Linked DNA regions of Homo sapiens: regions 1 and 2 are each linked to region 3. The links are chromatin contacts, found by Hi-C or POLR2A ChIA-PET in ENCODE. All regions are on one chromosome and are shown on one strand. The core of a region is the stretch at or near the end of the contact, and the rest is flanking DNA. Distances in the headings are between cores, read along the strand shown.

The links. A loop is a pair of places that touch in the nucleus more often than their neighbours do. ChIA-PET counts read pairs that join two places held with the same protein, here RNA polymerase II (POLR2A). Pooled maps may share reads with other maps.
Region 1: a map of heart left ventricle shows a loop between it and region 3 (2.0-fold over the local background). The contact joins two enhancer-like sites. A Hi-C loop is called at or near these places in 2 of 168 maps with a recorded cell type or tissue (heart left ventricle and transverse colon), 2 of 37 single-sample maps with no recorded cell type and 8 of 50 pooled maps. POLR2A ChIA-PET finds 5 or more read pairs at or near these places in 3 of 52 experiments (BJ, OCI-LY7 and T-cell).
Region 2: a map of heart left ventricle shows a loop between it and region 3 (2.3-fold over the local background). The contact joins two enhancer-like sites. A Hi-C loop is called at or near these places in 7 of 168 maps with a recorded cell type or tissue (Right ventricle myocardium inferior, ascending aorta, gastrocnemius medialis and 2 more) and 6 of 50 pooled maps. POLR2A ChIA-PET finds 5 or more read pairs at or near these places in 6 of 52 experiments (AG04450, BJ, CD4-positive, alpha-beta T cell and 3 more).

Annotation. Positions count from the first base shown.
Region 1 is chr15:99,384,846-99,388,671 of GRCh38, reverse strand. It overlaps LRRC28 (leucine rich repeat containing 28), which reads right to left. Exons shown (of 10, transcript NM_144598.5): 10 at 1-2,642. The coding sequence ends at 2,570. Among named protein-coding and RNA genes, the nearest start is that of LINC02244, 16 kb to the left of the region's middle. Within about 2 kb of position 2,576, at least 10 of the 41 ENCODE cell types and tissues checked have a DNase peak (open chromatin) inside an H3K27ac peak, as active enhancers do; they include heart left ventricle, where a contact is called at or near this core.
Region 2 is chr15:99,304,809-99,308,487 of GRCh38, reverse strand. All of the region lies in intron 5 of LRRC28 (leucine rich repeat containing 28), which reads right to left. Among named protein-coding and RNA genes, the nearest start is that of LRRC28, 55 kb to the right of the region's middle. Within about 2 kb of position 1,729, at least 10 of the 41 ENCODE cell types and tissues checked have a DNase peak (open chromatin) inside an H3K27ac peak, as active enhancers do; they include heart left ventricle, where a contact is called at or near this core.
Region 3 is chr15:99,341,672-99,345,285 of GRCh38, reverse strand. All of the region lies in intron 6 of LRRC28 (leucine rich repeat containing 28), which reads right to left. Among named protein-coding and RNA genes, the nearest start is that of LINC02244, 59 kb to the left of the region's middle. Within about 2 kb of position 1,296, at least 4 of the 41 ENCODE cell types and tissues checked have a DNase peak (open chromatin) inside an H3K27ac peak, as active enhancers do; they include heart left ventricle, where a contact is called at or near this core.

The DNA.
Region 1 (3,826 bases), core at 1,327-3,826, 42 kb before region 3:
TGCAAAGCTTTGGACACAATTCAAATATATAGCATGTAGGCAAATTTTCTCCAGTTGGTAAGACTCCTTTATAGTATCAAAAGATTAAGAATGACATCGATAAATCCAGCATAAAATTTCCATAATGAACAGCACCAGGGAAACCACTTAAGTTCCACTTCTCATCAATTAAGTTCAGGTGCTGTACCCAAGGATTAAGGTTGAGACTGCCCAAAGGTTGTCTGCCCAGCCCACTGCTGTTGTTTAACACACCGTAGTTCATAATAGGTAGAGAAAGAATGCCTGGATTGTAAGCATTTTTGTAAAATTTCAAACAAGGTAAAACTAATGTATCACCTTATCACAATGAGAATCCTGAATACCAAGTTAGCACATTTCATAGCTCCATTCCATGACATATGATTGTAGAGGATGAAATAGAAAAATGTAGCAAGACATTTACTGTCACTTAAATCATAGGTAGCAGTCACTTAGGCCTGAAGCACAATTGTGAAGTTTCATGCCACATTTTCACCAGCTAACTTATATACATGTAGAGGTTATGTTAAACTTCAATTATTCCAAAGGATGAAAGTGTTACATTTTGATACAGATCTTCAGTTCCTATTTTACTATAAGCCTTTGAAATGTTAAGGCTGAATAGACCAAGATATGAAAAGGGACAAGAGGAAGTAAGAACAGTGCAGATACAGTGGGAACACACGGTAACTTTCTGCCTTCTCCATTCTACGTGGACGGTGTGCTTTCCGGGCAGCAGGTGTTGTGACTGTAAAAAGATCACACATTTGTCAGTAACTATGTAGGATTTTTGGCACTGTTAAGAGCGTAGCATTATAAAGTCAGGGCAGCTAATAAAAATTCCCTCAACCAAATTTTTGATAAGTCTGAAATTAAAAAAAAATAATTTTTCTACCAAGCAAATTCTTGGTTCTCCATTCAGCCCTGCCTTTTAGAAAACTTACATCATTAAAAAACATTTTAAAAAAAGAATCACTTCACAGCAAGCAGATGAACATCTGGCAGCAAAGCAACATTAAAATGCCATCCTTTGAAAGGAAGAGCAAATACGTGACTTCTTCATGAAGAGTTCTTTCTGGCAGGGTGGAGGCTCACAGACTTTCTGTTTATGGACTTTTGCAGAAGTCGAAGGCTGAATTTGGACCTGCTTTTCCTGTATTTTCTCAGTTGCATCTGGGCAGTAAGCTAAGTATACAAGAAACGAGGGCCAACATGAAGACAGTGTGGTGCACCAGGTGACGAAGTAAATGTGCACGGGCTGTACTTTGAATCATCCTGTTAAAAACCAGTAGTGGGCCGGGCGCGGTGGCTCACGCCTGTAATCCCAGCACTTTGGGAGGCCGAGGCGTGCGGATCACGAGGTCAGGAGATCGAGACCATCCCGGCTAACACGGTGAAACCCCGTCTCTACTAAAAATACAAAAAATTAGCCGGGCGTGGTGGCGGGCGCCTGTGGTCCCAGCTACTTGGGAGGCTGAGGCAGGAGAATGGCGTGAACCCGGGAGGCGGAGCTTGCAGTGAGCCGAGATCCCGCCACTGCACTCCAGCCTGGGCGACAGAGCGAGACTCCGTCTCAACAACAACAAAAAAAAACCAGTAGTGGAAGTAGCTGAAGCCTTTCACATGTGACAAAAATATTTCAAAGTCAGTATAAACTGAATCATAAACCCATCAAAAAAGAACACGGAGGTCTTATTTCAATGTGTGTTTTCTCCCCCTTTCTCATTGTATGGAAACTTTATATTGAGAAAGAAAAAAATCAGATCTTGTAAAGCTTCAAATATTCCTCAAATTCTTCTCATATAAAAAAAATCTTATCAGGAAATTTAAAAACTTCAAAAATCATTTTTCTGCAAACACTTTTAAAAAACAGGAAGTGTATTTCATTACAATCTACATTTTTGTTTTTAAAATCCCTCACAAAAGTCTGTTGCTACACTGTAGAACGTATAAACAAGGCTGGAACTTTCCAGAGGGTGTGTGCTCTGGGACCCTCACTGAGCCTCCATGGGAGCCTCACTTTGCTGCCAACTCAGGCGCCCCACCCTGCTACTCAAGACCATTGAGGCCACGGGGTTTGCTGAAACTCCTCAAAAACTGACAAGTTTCCACTGGAGACACTGTGGAGAACATGGTCTCAGGGAAATAACTCTCTGGGGAAAGCAAGGGAGGGGAGAGGAGAGGAAGCATCACTGAAGGTATGTGTGTTCAAAAGGGAATCTGGCTAGATGATCAAGTCACTGTTCTCCAAGGACCGGAAACTTGCTTTAAATTAGATTTGGGGAGGCCCATCAATCTAAATGGTTTCTGTAAAAGACACACTCACATAAAAAGGAAAAACACAGAAGACAAATGGGTCCTTAATTTGGGGGAGGATATATTCCAACTTGGGGGAAGGGTGAAGGCATTTTAGCTCTGAAGCTCAATCATGACATTTCTAGAGAGTTCTGCAGTGCCCCCGCATTGGACAGGACAGGATGGAAGAGTGTGCTGGACTGGCTGGATTCCCCAGTGTCAAGCTGGCAGCGCTCCTGAGGTTCTTGAGTGTTTATCAACTCAGCAGGTCAAAAGTCTGCAGACACTGGGTGGAGCAGCAGTAAGCCACAAAACTAACAGTTGTCTTCCTGGAAGGGGAAAAAGGGAGAGAAGAACGCTGTGAGTTCAAGATTAAAGTCTCTGATTCTTTCTGCTGGAAACTTTTTTCTTTGTTAAAATGGAGGATTAGCCATGGTCAACAAACTGCATAATAGAAATTTAAATTTCCTTTTCAAACTGAGCACTGGAATCAGGTGAAGTATGTACATGTGAATGTTCATTTTATTTATTTATTTTTTGAATGTTCATTTTAATAGCAGCGTTCAGAAGATATATTATCCCTAAAGTAGAAACTAAGAAAAAAAAAAAAAACAAATGCCTTTTCCACATTACGTTTCGAACTCTGCTTTCTAGAACCAACAACGCAATCACAGAATTGAAGTCCATTATAAAAATCATGTAACAGAAAATGTCTCCAATTTAGCCAGAACACATATATACCACAGAGCTTAAACAACATAATTTTAAGGAATTTATCCTACAAATGTACGCATACACATAGGTTGCTCGTAGAGGTCATTTCAGAATCTGAATAATACAGTTCAAAGGTCTTCCCACATATCAGAGGTTTGGGCACCTTTGTGCGTGAGTCATGAGCCCCAGGGGGCCTCTGACCCACTCTGGACAGCTCCAGCTATTAGATGCCTTGTTTTCCTGCCAGAAGTGCTATCCTCTGGTAGAGGGAGAAGACTCTCTTGTTGTTTCCACAAGACCCCCTGTGCTGATTGTTTTCTATTTCCTCACCCCCAACACAGTCCGCCTTTCCCTGTGGCCCAGGAAGGGGACCTCTGTAGACTTTACCAGCAAAGTTGCCTCAACTCTAGCTTCTGGTTAGGCCAGCGAGAGGCACCAGCAGGAGGCACCAGCAGGGGGCTGAAGGGCAGGAAGAAGGAAGGTTGAGTATTTCCACCCCACTCCCTCTCTACCTCTGGGACTGGAGCTCCTATCAGGCAGGCCCCCTTTGCTACCTCTGGTTCTCGCCAGGCTCCAGAGAGAGCTCCCTTTGCCCTTCAGGCCCAAGGATTAAGCATGGTAAGGGCTTCCTACTGCTGTGAGTCCCTGCGTGCCTCAGTATCCTTCTGGGTGCTCTCCACCCTGCCCAAACTTCAGCCAATTGTCCTTCTTCATTAATTTCTCTTCAAAGTCTCAGCCAAATGTGCATTTTGTTTTCCAGCCCTGATGAATACAGTATGTGTTATGAGAAGTGGCCCAA
Region 2 (3,679 bases), core at 480-2,979, 37 kb after region 3:
TACTATGTTGCCCAGACTGGTCTTGAACTCCTAGCTTAAGCGATCCTCCTACCTCGGCCTCCCAAAGTGCTGGGATTATAGGTGTGAGCCACCATGATCTGTCACTAGTACATGATTTTACTTTCTTCAATCATATAAAATATTTGAAACAGACTTTTTTTTTAAAGATTAAGTATTTATGTTAACGACTTGGAAAAAACACTACTGAGAATCAGAAGACCTAGCATTGTCTCGATTCTACCTTACTAAGTCACGTTGTGTAAGATTCATAATCTCTCAGAGCCTCGAGAATTCTTATTTATAACCAGGGATAAAACCTGCCCTGTTGGTAAAAGAAAGTGAGTGAGACACTGTGAAAATTATAAAGCACTAAATAAACTAAAATCCAACTGCTTCTCACCAACAGTTCTGCTAACACTCTAGTGCAAGCCATCATCATTTCTTGCTGGGGTTATTTTGGCAGATTCCTAACTCGTCTCAGTTTTTGTTGTCGGCGCCTCGTTTAAGTTTTCATCACTGGCCCCTCTTTACAGTTATCTGAGTCATTCTTTTAAACCTAAATGAGATCATAGGACTCGTCTGCTCAAAATCCACCAGTGACTTCCCCTCACATCCAGAATGGAATCCACAGTGACCAAGGTCACACAAAATTAAGTCTTTACTGTTAACAAGTATAACATATTGCACCTTAACAAGATTTTCAATTGCAGGATCTTTAGTTTCGCTTTAAAACTGAGATGAGTGTTGGAAGTCAGGAAAACAAAGGCAAGGCTAATGGCAGAGGAACAATGAGCCAGTCTTCATGGAGTGTGGACTCTAAGAGGATAGAAATAAACTGGGAAGGCAGAAAAATGAGATGAGGAAGAAGGTAAATTTATTGAGTACATACTTTTGGTCTGAGAACTTTTCTATATGTAACAACTTTTACATTTTAAAAAATGAATGAACGGGATTAGAATCTTTGGTCTCTGATGCTAGGACTGGGCATCTATCTGCCTTATTCAGATATTCAAAAGGAGAGGAATAGATCTTTCTAAAAACTATTTTCAAAGATTAGTAATGTTCTGACCACTTCAGTTAAGAATTTTTGATGTTTAGTATTCTTTCTTTCACACTTTTGGATGGCATTTATGGGATGGGAAATCTTACTGGTCCTCAAGTCCGTGGGATTTGACAACTTCAGTTTATATTAAATCCACTTTGTTCTGCACTGTAGCCAGTGCTGCCTTAAGCATGATGTGGACCCTGCACCCTGTATCGTTCTCCCTACCCAACCCACAGTGTCCCAAGTATTAGAATTCTTCATTTCTATCTGCCAAAAGTCTAGTAAAAGATGAGATAAACTCTCTCTCTCAATGAAAACATGCTTCAGAATTACCTGCCCCCAGTGTTTACATACAGTCTAATGGCAATTAAACAAAGATCACCAGAGTGAACAGCTGGCCCCATTCTGACAATGAATGGCAGACGCTGAAGAAACACGTAATGGCTTGAAGGAGAAAAGCAGCAGGCTAATCCTCAGGGCTGAAGGCTCTTCTCCAAACTCAGAGGCAATGGACCCGAAAAGGACCAAAGATGTGCCAGACAAGACGCACCAGCAAGAAGGAAACATGTCAGTGGATAGGAAAGCAGCCCGTGCTCAAACACTCAGCAAAGAAACTGCTGCAGACCAACCTGAAGTGTTAGCGTGACACAGAACACTCATGACACTCACAGTGCAGGACAGACAATAGGCACCAAGGTCACTCAGCCAAGCTGGTGCCAGAGCCAAGGTATAAAACTAGGCTTCTTTTAAAACCTGCCAGAACTTTCTTTCATTTCCTCACACAGAAGCACAATGCATATGTACATTATCAACTCCTTTTATTATGCTATATGGAAGGGTATTACAAATACATAAAAGAATTTAACAAAATTAACAATAATTTTCATACATTACTTAACCAAGAGAGAGCTTTTAAACGTTGACAAAAAATGTGAAATTAAAAACACAAATATGAAGGGTAATTTTTAATTTTGGAAAAGGAAACAATATATCATTTTGTGTGTATGTATGTTTAAACAAAACTGACTTTATTTAGGTATCAGCGGGTTAGCCGAGTTCCTTTAAATAGTTAGGGATTTGCAAAGTGCAAAGCTCATGTAACATAATCTGTGTTTTCCTCAAATCCCCATCGGTCCATTTGCTTAAGAAACCCATGCTTCCTGGCAGGGTGCCGGCATACCAAACCTGCCCAGTCGTGCACAGTTTTATTTCTGTTACTAAATTAGGAAACCGAGTGGGCAATGTCTGGGACAACAGCAAAGAGAAATGCCTCGGCATCATTAGCCTGCAAGTCTCCCTAAAAGCTATATCATTATAAGATATTTAATTTTTAATTAGAGATACCAAGGCAATGTAGCCTAATATTGTGCAATACTAAGAAATAATTAAATGAAGACAAAAGGGAAAAATCCAAATGTTTAACAAAAGTATTCTTCTGAATAGCCTTAATCATGTTGTTAAAAATAAATGAACTACTACCACTCAAGGCTTAATTTCTCAATGACTGGTACTAAAATACTGCCCTCTTTTTCTAAGTGATGAAGGAGAAATGCGAAGTTATGCATCACAATTCTTACAAATATATACTAACATACTTTATGTAGAGCTCAGTTTGAACATTCAAGGAGATTTGAGTGGAGAAACACAAAGAAGGATTTCAAGAAAACAAAGCCACTGTTTTTATTTTCAAATTAATTTATAAATGATAGAAAAATATAGAAGGAAAAATACATAATATTCCTCTTTCCAAATTTTACTGACCCCAAATTTGCACATCATAGAGCTTTTAAAAAAAGATAGTAGCTATTAATTAACATTCTTTAAATAAACAAGCCCTGATATTTTATGGAAAGCTAAAGCTTGAATCCTGAAAGTGTTAGAATTTTAGTTTTAGCGATATCAGAAATACTTTTTTCTTATAAACATTTTGTTAAATTCAAACATCATAAACATTTTCTTAATTAATTTCAAAGTAGCATTCATTTTACTTTAGTTCTGTAAAATAAAAAATTAAATGAATATGTGCTAGAAAATCTACATCTTTACACAGATAATTTATGTATTTAAATATCAGAGTTTAGAAATTACAGAAAAATTAAACCAAGTTTCAGCGCTGTAAAAGCCCTGAAAGACTTGTCAACCATGACTATATTAAAAAGCTGTTCACAATATTTACTACCATTTAGCAAGACAGAAAATTCATTCACATTTATAAAAAATCCTGAGAGATGAACTCTTCCAATAACCATCCTGGCTGTTGGCATGCCTTCATCTAGTCTCCTTTTATATATACGTATTTATATGATCTCTAGAGCACAGCAAAAGGCACCTAGCTGATCTGACGTGTGCCAAAACCCAGAGCCTTTCACTTCTTTGGCTCAACTCCTACCGCTAAGATCTGGCCATCAGTGATGCACGCGAGCAGGTCCACAAGATTGGGGTGGGCCACACAGTCTCAAGTATCTCCCTATATTGTTGAAAAGAGGCACATTGTTGTGGAGGCCCAACAAAATGAGAGAAGCAAGGCTAAAGCTGTATTTTTACATAAATAAAAATAAAAGCAAGAAATAGATCAAATGATTAAAAATTATACTGAATAGGGTCGTGATCCCCATAGATCACTTTAATAAATAG
Region 3 (3,614 bases), core at 47-2,546:
AAGCAGAAAATACTCTTTACCTGGGTATATGCAATGGTAAGGGGTGTGGCATACTAGTTAAGAGAGCAGGAGCACAGTCTTGGAGTCCGACAACTGGGGTTTGAATCCTTGTTCTATTTACTAAATGTGCGGCTTAGTTTCCTCATCTGTATAATGGGGAAAATAAAGCTGTCCTCAGGTTTAGTGAGAATTGCTAACAAGGTTTACAAATTATCAAATAGCATTCTTGGCACATAACCTTCTCCAATATATGGCAGTTACTGTTCTCATTATTAGTAAGTGACATATTTGGAAGTACGGCCTACAGTAGAAGAAGGCCAGTTAAGAGAGAATTCTCTTTGGCATGCAGCAAATGGTAGTAACACTTTTCTATACTTTAATTGCACAGAGAAGAGTTGGAGGCAGCGGCCTCTAGAGACAATGATTCATCCCCTCAAACCAAGGGCACAAAATGGGACATGACAGAGGAAGCACCTCTTTTCTCTATACTGCAAAAAGAGCTTATGCAAATTAAATGAGGTGACATGCAAAGATCATACAATACAGTTAAATAAGAGCTGACACTTGCTACTTCTTACATAGTTTAGTCTTCTTTCCCTATGTTAATTTTATAGGAAAAAATGAGTTGATAATTTAAAAATGCTATTAGGTTCAGATCTTGTCTTAGCTTTTCAATATTCCACATAATTCAGTTTGCACCTCCTGGCTATTCTGAGGAAGGTAGTTTTTTATATATGCCCACCATGAAATAGACTATTTTATGTTAAAGCTGAAAGAAAATCAGTATCTGCTCTGTTCAGATGTATTATACATTAGCCAGCATAATGCCTCATGGACATGAGTATGTAATACAGACACTTAAACTTTCCAAATACACAATCTGATATAGAGTGGGGAGTGGCAGTACTGAAATTAGACAATGCAGTGGGTGATGGAGTCAGAACTGAGTCTGAATCCTGCTTCCTCACTTACTAACTGCTTCCTGACATGAAGGGAAATGAAATGTTCTGAGCCTGCTTCCTCCAGTGCAACAAGGGGATAAGAGTACCTTTCTCACAGACCTGTTATGAAGATTAAACAACGTATATAGTGCCCAGCTTTATTCCTGGCAAAATAATTGGTACTCGATACATCTTAGTCTTTTACCTCTTGCTTCTGAATACAAAGAGGAGATCACAAAACAGTGTGGGATGATGAAGAGAACCAGCAGGATGATGAAGAGAACCAGGCAGCTCTGCTGTTTTAGTTGGCACAGCACAGCCTGGTGGGGAGGCCAGGACACCGCAGCGCCGGGCAAGGTCACAGGCTGTAAAGGCGATGCTGTGATGGCCTCTTGAGAGCGTGAACCTGGCCAGAAGGCAGTCGGCTGGCAAAAACCCCCAAGCACAATGGAATGGCATTCGTAATCATTATGAGGCTGAAATACGAACGTGTACTTCATGAAAAGGCTTTGAGATGTTTCTTATATTCTTAAGATAAAAAACCCTTCACTCAATAATTAACTTTGGAAGAGATCACTCGTGTACTAACCACTGGGGCGGTTTGTTTTCTTCCTTTAATTACTATTAATGCACCGATACCTTACAATAGATACATCACGCAATAATATTTTTAAAGTTCCTGTGCAAAATTGCTCAGTATGTAAAATCTATAACGCAAGGAAGCTGTCCGTCGTACAGATGCTACAGCCACAAAGAACTTTTTCATGTGGCTTTTTAAAGTACTGTATTGTGTCCAAAATATTTCCTTTTTTTCTTCCAAACTCACAGATCAAAGTTTCTGACTTAGAAATTAGCAAAATCTAGGAGTCCTGCACAAGCTCCAATTCTGTTTGTTTGTTTGCTTATAACCTCAAGGCTCTGGCATACACAGTCCACATGGCTGAAAATGGAACAAAAAGCTCCTGTGTATTCAGGCTACTGCCCTTTTAACCATACTGTAAAAGCAAGCATGGAATGACAGCACAGGAGAGGACAGAACAGGATCTGTGTTTACTTCATGCTGACCAGTATGAAATTCATTTATTTTATCAAAAGGTGAATGGTATATTCTCATCAACAAAATGATGGGGCAAAAGAAACAACAACATCAAAGCAATCAATCAAAATAAATTATTTGGAATGCTCTATCAATGTTAAACCAATTATCATAGTTCAATAAATCAGAGATATTATTAGTCATAATTACAATGCTTTAAATACTATAAAATGTGGGCTTCTTAGTAATAAATTCAGAATAATTTACAGTGTATTCCAAAATAATTCTTAAAATGAATTTAAATTACCTACATGATGCTTTTTACAAAGAGAACCCTTCAACCACTTTCTCAGAGTAATAAATTTTTAAGTGCTAGCTTCTTTAAATACACACAAACACACAGACTCCATTAACTCTCTTACAAAGTCACTGTCTTTCTATTCACCTTTTACAAAATAAGACTTCACAGTGAATTATAATTTAATAAGATAACTTTACACATGGTAGATCATCAACTGTTAAATTAAAATAAATAGATTTTAATGAATTTGAATGACTGCAGGCTTCCTTTGCTGTGGGTTTAAATATTCATGCTGCAGAATCTCTATTTCTCTTGCACAGTTCAGGTAACAAAAAGATCACAAGGAATGGGCTGGGCACTGTGCTCAATGCTTGGGGTCCAAACATGAAGACACACAGTTCCTACACTTCCTTACAGTCTAGTTACAGAGTAAAACAGTTCATATTGACTGTATACTTATGTGGTATTTGTAAGTGATATGTGTTTTATGGATCTTATTCTCACAATCGTGCTATGAAGTAGGTGCTAATATTACCCTTTTACTGAGACTTCAATAACCTTCCGAAGTCCAAGATTCCACAGCTATCAAGTGGTAGAGCTGGGATTGAAAGGCGCATCTGCCTGTTTCACCATGACGGAAGTTAGACAGCCTCCCCCAACACATCATTCTGATACAAGCAGGGCACTCCCATGCAGGCCAGGGAGTGGTACTACCTAGCAGGATTCCCCGGGGGCTAAGGGTGAGAGAGCTGGTTCTTGCCCAAGGCATCCAGGTGTAGTATCAGAGTGGGGTCTTGAAGCAGACATTGCCAAAGAGATAAGTGAGGAAAAAAGTTTCTCTTTGCTTGCTTTAAAGGTCTAGAAAACTGGTAGGCTAGTTCTAATTTACAGATTTATGGCAGAAATACCAAGAATTCCTTCAGAGAAGATCCTAGAGAAGGAAACAGGCTGACTGTCCAGTATGGACTTGGAAAATACAACACTGCCATGGCTGCTTGTATGAAGAGCAAAATGTCTTCACTGCATTGTGCCTTGAACTGCTTGCTCAGCTGCACTATGTTCCTGTTTTTCTGGTTTGTTTGGAACTTAAGAACTTTACTGAAAGCTATGACTGATGGAGACTCCAGATTCTTGCTTTTAAGTCAATTCATAACATCTTCCAGACTTCACTAGTACTGCACATTTTTGTCACTATTTAAAAAGCTGTGAGTTCTAGAACGAGAACAACAAAAAACTCTCCTGGTAAACATTCTGCTCATGGTGCTAGCCCTCATACTGCTATTTTTCTAAACTTCACATTGTGCCCTAAGAATGAACATTTCTTTTTCTCTTAATT